2 separate regions of the Mus musculus genome follow, and region 1 is linked to region 2. Evidence: chromatin loops called from intact Hi-C (ENCODE). Cell type or tissue: gastrocnemius. All regions are shown on one strand. Links, peaks and the distances in the headings refer to the core of each region. The heading gives the core; the rest is flanking DNA. Region 1 holds the start of Araf (Araf proto-oncogene, serine/threonine kinase). Region 2 holds the start of Uxt (ubiquitously expressed prefoldin like chaperone).

Region 1 (2,915 bases), core at 326-2,825, 110 kb before region 2:
TACTCTTTAGTTCCTGGTTTTTTTTCCTTCTTTTAAACTTAGGTCTAGGAAATTCATCTATGCTGTTCTATAGTTGTGATTGCTGAGTGTTCTATTATGTGACGTTGTCATAGTTCATGGTCTATTCTTTTGTTGGATACCAAGGCTGTTTCTAGTATTTTTTTGTTTTTAGTTTTTACATTTCCTAATATGAATAAAGCTAATCTGAATATGTGCATACATGTTTTAGTGTGGATATGTAATGGGCTGTGGTTGGCTCACCATAGCCAATTTAGGGCCTTTCTTAATTCTGGTTCAGTGATGTCATATTGGTAGTTTGAAACATCCACTGTAGGAATCTTTATACCACAACTGACAAATGTTACAAATTACAATTGTTTTCTTTTTGAAAAGCTGGTTGTTAACATTTACCAGCATACCATGTGGGTATATGTTTTCATTTCTCTAGAGTAAACACTTAGAAATGATGTTGTTGGATTCATGATTGATTGATTTTCAAATTATTTCTTGTCCTGTTTTTGCAAAGAACTTAAAGAAAGAAATCTTATCTTTTTATAGAACCAACAGACTCAGCCCATTACATACAGGTTCTCAAAATAACTACTAGCTCGTTTTGAAGTAAGAAAACGTGACGGTACCATTTGGGACACAGAGTTTCTCTTAAATTCATCTAGTAGTCAGGGTGGCCATCTGTTACTTAACTATATCCAAAGGAAAACCAAGACTCATATCTTAGAAGAAAGAAGGAACAACTTTGAGCTGGACACATAGAGGAAGTTTGCATCAGACAGGGAGATAGGGGTGTTGTTACATTTGAAAGAGATGGTTTCAAGGCCTTTAGGAAAATTTTCTGTGGTTGTAAAACTGGCAAGAGACTGCCATACTCTTTGGGGAGGGGCAGGGTGCTGAGAATTTAACTCAGGGCTTTGTGGTTCATTCTCTTGTTGAGCTACAACCCTAGAACTAAGCTTTTAAGGAAGATTTATCTATCTATCTATCTATCTATCTATCTCCAATAGACAGAGAAAATAAAAGTTTTCTGAAGGAAATGCTCCAAAAAAAGAATGTAGGTACATACACATGTGTGTGTCTGTGCCTTTTCTTATTCTGATGCCTGGGTAAATTCAGTTTAAGAATTATATTCATCCTAAAATATGTCCACAAATGGCTGCCACAGGATTGCATTCCAGAACAACACTCCCTTCTTCACCTAGCCAGCTGTGGTCTGTCTTTCAAATTCCTCAACCCCTTTCCTCCCTCCCTAGAGCCAGACCTCCAGCACGGATCCGCTAATTAGCAAAAGTTATGACTACAGTTTCTTAGAGCTGGTAAATACTGAACATCATTTAGTCTGAGTCCACCCTGTTTTAAAGACCATCAAATTAAGATATATGAATAGTCCTTTAAAATGTGCTTTACACTACTGGCCAAATTGCATTTAAGGGTTTCTCTTGCTCAGATCAGTCTTAAATGGCCAGAAAATACAAAACTGAAATGGAGTCGTGCCTCTGACACGCACACCAAAAAAAGACAAGCTTCTTTATTCTATAGCACGGTTAGGGTTAAAGTCCTTAAAACGCAGTAGTCGCCCTGACTGCGCCTGCGCGCCAATCAGGACAGGCGAATTTGCCCTAGAGACAGCCATTTGAGCCCACCCCTCCTAATCCGGAACACGACCCACATTCCGCTGGCCCTGTCTTGATGGGCATGATCATCCTCCAATAAGAATGGAGAGACGAGTCACAGCGAGCCAATAGCAAAAAGCCTAGGGACGGTGGCGGTGGACTGAGAGGAAACAAGAAGACAAGCCCAAGATGGAGGCGGTGGTGGTGGTAGCGGTGTGACAGGTGAGGGCAGGCCCGGTAGGGTTCGGGTTTTGGAGCGGCTGCGGGACCCGGGTATGAAGTCCAGACCGAAAGCTCAGCTCCAAGATGCTTCCGTCTGAATCTCAGCGTTCTCCCGCCCGGAACCAAAGGAGTGGTTTGACCAGGGCGAGACCGTCGTCATCGACCGTGGGAGTGGATGGAGGAGTCGGCCTGCAGGCTGCAGTGGTGGTTTCGCTTGCTGCGCGTGGCAGTGCACCTGCACAGAGCTTGAAGCCCTTGGGGAGGGCGGGACGGAGCCAAATTGGGTCTGGGGTCTGGGGCTTGGGTGCGAAATTCCAAGGTGAATTCTTAAACCCCTTAAAATGTCTAATGACGTTTCCTCACGACGTCCAGGAGATGCAGCTCTCTCCCATGGTTCCTTATTGCCCTTCATATTCTACGCCACCTAGGAAGATGTCTGACGATTACCTCATTATCCCTAGTTCACCCTAATCCCTTTCCATGATTTCACAGTGCGTTTACACCAGTAATCTGTTTGTGACCCCCAGTAGTTATCAGGTACAGTTTTTGGAAACCCTTCCCCCAACCTCACCTCCATCTTCTTCATCTGGATACCATTGTCTTCCTTTGCCTTTCCTCTTGATAGTGTTTTCTGATGAGCCATCATTGCCACTGCATTTGATTTAGTGTGTAATGTGGTCTGTTATCCAGCTGTTTTTCACAGTCTGTAGTGACTCTTATTACATCTCTCTTTAGTCTAGGGTATGGCGAACCTCTGTGGACTCTAGAGGGTCTGGTGACCTCTATTAGCTACCTGACAGTACCTTTGATTCTACCATTAGCCTTATAGCTTATGCTCTGGAATACCCACAGTGCCTTTTAAGGTCATTGGTACTGTCTTCATTTCCTTCAATCTAAAAACAAGGTCTGATGATCCTCCATTTTCCTGTCCCCTGTCTGTGTCTGATTACCCATTCTCTGAAGCTAAGACAGCCTGTTTATTTCCATTGTGTGCCTGAGACCTGTGATTTTTCAGTGCAGTACATAATGGCTTCCCCATTAATCTCTAGAGAGTCATGTGTTCTGCAC
Region 2 (2,915 bases), core at 133-2,632:
ATTAAAATGTCCCATCTTCACCCTAAATGTACCTCTCCATCTCTTTTAGCATGCTCACACAGTCCTAGTTCTAAATACCTAACTTTCTATTCAGATTAGTAATGACAGCAATAGCAATCATCCAGTTGTTGAGTCTTTAGTGTATTTCAGGCACTGGGGTCAAATTCCTTTCCTAAAACAACTATTTAGGTTATTTGTTTTATTACCCAAGACAATATCTGAGTTTCTCAGGCTAAGTATTGAATTTGTAAACACACCAAACAATTCTTTCCTCTCAGCCTCAATATAATAATAGTGGGGTTTATCTGCATTTTTAAAATGTGTTCTTACTTGCATTTATGTGTTTATTTTGTGTACATGTATGGGTGCCATGATACATACCTGGAGGTCAGAGGTCAGGTTTTTGGGAGTCTTTCTTTCTTCCACCATGTGGGTCCCAGAGATCTAACTTAGGGCATGGGGTTGGAGGCAAGCCATCTTGCTGGCCCTAGTTTGCTTGTTTTGAGACATAATCTCAAAGCCCAGGCTATACACAACCTCGAATGTAGGTGAAGATCACCTTCAACTCTGGGTCATCCTGCTCCTGACACTATCCCAAGTACAGCAATTGCAGGCCTGTGTCACCACACTGGATTTTTTTTAAAATAGAATATTGTTCTATTTTCAAGGCTGGCTTGTAATCCTGGCTAAACAAGTGAATTTTCCCATCTCTCCACTAGAAGTGGCACACACCATGGAGCTTGAGCCTGGCTTTATTCTATTTTTTTCTCCCTTTGAGAAAGTTAGTCTGTAGCCCAGACTGGTTCTCAGCTTTACAAAGATCCTCCTGCTTCTGGCTCCCAAGTGCCGGAGTTGACACATTTAAAACTCAAACACCACGTTAAGAAGGCCTAATAAACTTTTCCATTTCACAGATGAATAAAGTTCACAAAGGTGAAGTAAGGTACAACTTGTTCATAAATATTGGTTAAATGGCCTAGTCAGAAACACCCTGTGTTCGGAATGACTATTTTAAACCAACAAACAAGGTCAGAGCTCTGCTAAAGGGACAAGTTCCAACCACATCTCAGCCCAGAAGTCAACCCTATTCCCAGAAGTCTGGGCGGCCAATCCGAAAGTTTGGTCGGCATTCTGTCCCACCCACCACGTGAAATTTCTCAAACGTCACGCCTCCCACGTTGTCACTCACTGCAAGTCTCGCTGCAGTACGTCACTGATAAAGGTCTCGTACCGCAGCACTTTCTCCCCCACCGTATCCAAGGCCCGCCGTTTCGGGGGCGTCGCCATGACGGGCACCTGGGGGAGTAAAGGGGGGGGCACGTTGAGCGCTCTATTTAAACTTCACAAAATTCTCTCCAGCCACTCAACGTTGGGGATGACTTCTTTCGGCTCGAGCTACGGAGTTGCTTCTGCCCAACCCGATTTTGGAACTCGTTCACTCACCGGTACAGGAGTACGGCGTTTACCGTAGGGCCACCGGCAATAACTGTTAGTATGAGCCGCGGCTTCCGGGTGGCGCGGATGGATGATGTAATTTCCAGCAAGGGAGCCAACCAAATCGATGGGAGGGGCGGTCCGGCGTGTGGGAAGATGCACTTAGGGGAAGGGCTGCAGGCGGGGCCTGAGTGAATCCTTGGAGGTAGCAGGATCCTATGGATCTAGATGGGCCTGGCACGCCGCGGTCTGCCAGCAGGCGGATCGTCGCGAGCTGGCGGGAGACTGGTTTGGGTGACGTTCAATGAGATTTGGCGGGTTCTGAGGGAGGGTGGACTTACAGGAAGGTAGGGAGAGGGAGTTAAGTGTTTATAATTAGTAATTTGAAGTGTGTGTGTGTGTGCGCGCGCGCGTTGGTACTGAACTTATAGGCAGTTGTGAGCTACCATGATGTGGGTGCTGATAATGGAGTTTACATTCTCTGCAAGTTTTATGTGTTTTTAACTGATGAGCCATTTCTGTATTCCCCCCTCCTTACTCTTACATTTGTTTTCCTATTTTATGTGTTTTGTCTGCATGTTTATGGACTACATGCGTGCATTGCCCACAAAGGCCAGAAGAAGTTGTGGGATTCCCTGGAACTGGAGCAACCAACAGTTTGTGTGCACCATGTGGGTAATGGGAATCGAACCTGGGTCCTCTATAAGACTGGCCAGTGCTCTTAACTACTGAGGTATCTATATAGTCCCTATTTTTTTCTTTTAGAAACATTTCTATTCTTTGAGAGTTTCATAGATGTATGCAATATATTTTCATCATCTCCACTCCCTTTTCCCTCCAACTCCTCCTAGACTCCTCCTACCACATTTTCCTCCAATTTCATATTCTCTTTAAAACAAACAAACCAAATCAAAACCAAAAGAACTCACTGAGACCACTTAAGCATTTAATAATTTTAAAAGCACAAGAGTGCCTATAGACCAGCAAGGATTATGGTACTAATCTATAAGGAAGGCAGTATATCCTGTGGGGATCTGTTTGAAAAAAATATATGTTGCACACATTGTTTGGTTTTCACCCTCCATAAAGGGAATGAATAAGAGCACATAAAAATGTTTAAATGGAGACAAATTTTAAGAAATTTATCTTGAATGAATTTCTGCTTGGTGGCATGCAGTCCATGATGAGGGCTACAGAGAAACCTTGTCCCCCAAACCAAAACCAAAATTTGATGTTACATGTATTTAAAAGTAAATTTGATGTGCTTAAAGCAGATATTAGGAAGCTATATAATATTAGTTAATCTTTATTTGCTAAGGAGAACAGTTTAGATAGACTAGAGTTGGGTCTGTTAAGTTTATTAACATATTTCATGTAATTTTTCTTTAATTTAAAAGATACTTTTAGGTTATCCAAATGGCTCACTGGTTAAACGGTGCTAACCAGTCTGACAGCCTGAGTTCACTCTGCACGGCGGCTTG

Evidence for each region. A loop is a pair of places that touch in the nucleus more often than their neighbours do. Peaks named below come from ENCODE experiments on the same cell type or tissue, not always from the same donor. Only the 100,000 strongest peaks of a DNase experiment are listed, where the experiment ranks them.
Region 1: a loop joins it to region 2, with 3 times the contacts of the local background. A loop is called at or near these places in 4 of 42 quality-filtered maps.

The regions. Positions count from the first base shown.
Region 1 is chrX:20,846,773-20,849,687 of GRCm38, forward strand. Araf (Araf proto-oncogene, serine/threonine kinase) reads left to right here and starts at 1,771. Exons shown (of 16, transcript NM_009703.2): 1 at 1,771-1,847. In gastrocnemius, for the core only: no CTCF peak of the experiment used is centred there; a DNase peak (open chromatin) is centred at 1,688; H3K4me3 peaks cover 1,667 bases; H3K27ac peaks cover 1,715 bases.
Region 2 is chrX:20,960,491-20,963,405 of GRCm38, forward strand. Uxt (ubiquitously expressed prefoldin like chaperone) reads right to left here and starts at 1,488. Exons shown (of 7, transcript NM_013840.3): 1 at 1,444-1,488; 2 at 1,190-1,296. The coding sequence starts at 1,287. It overlaps A230072C01Rik (RIKEN cDNA A230072C01 gene), which reads left to right and starts at 1,186. Exons shown (of 6, transcript NR_027445.1): 1 at 1,186-1,222; 2 at 1,360-1,488; 3 at 2,047-2,167. In gastrocnemius, for the core only: a CTCF peak has its summit at 1,690; DNase peaks (open chromatin) are centred at 494, 1,207 and 1,558; H3K4me3 peaks cover 1,776 bases; H3K27ac peaks cover 1,939 bases.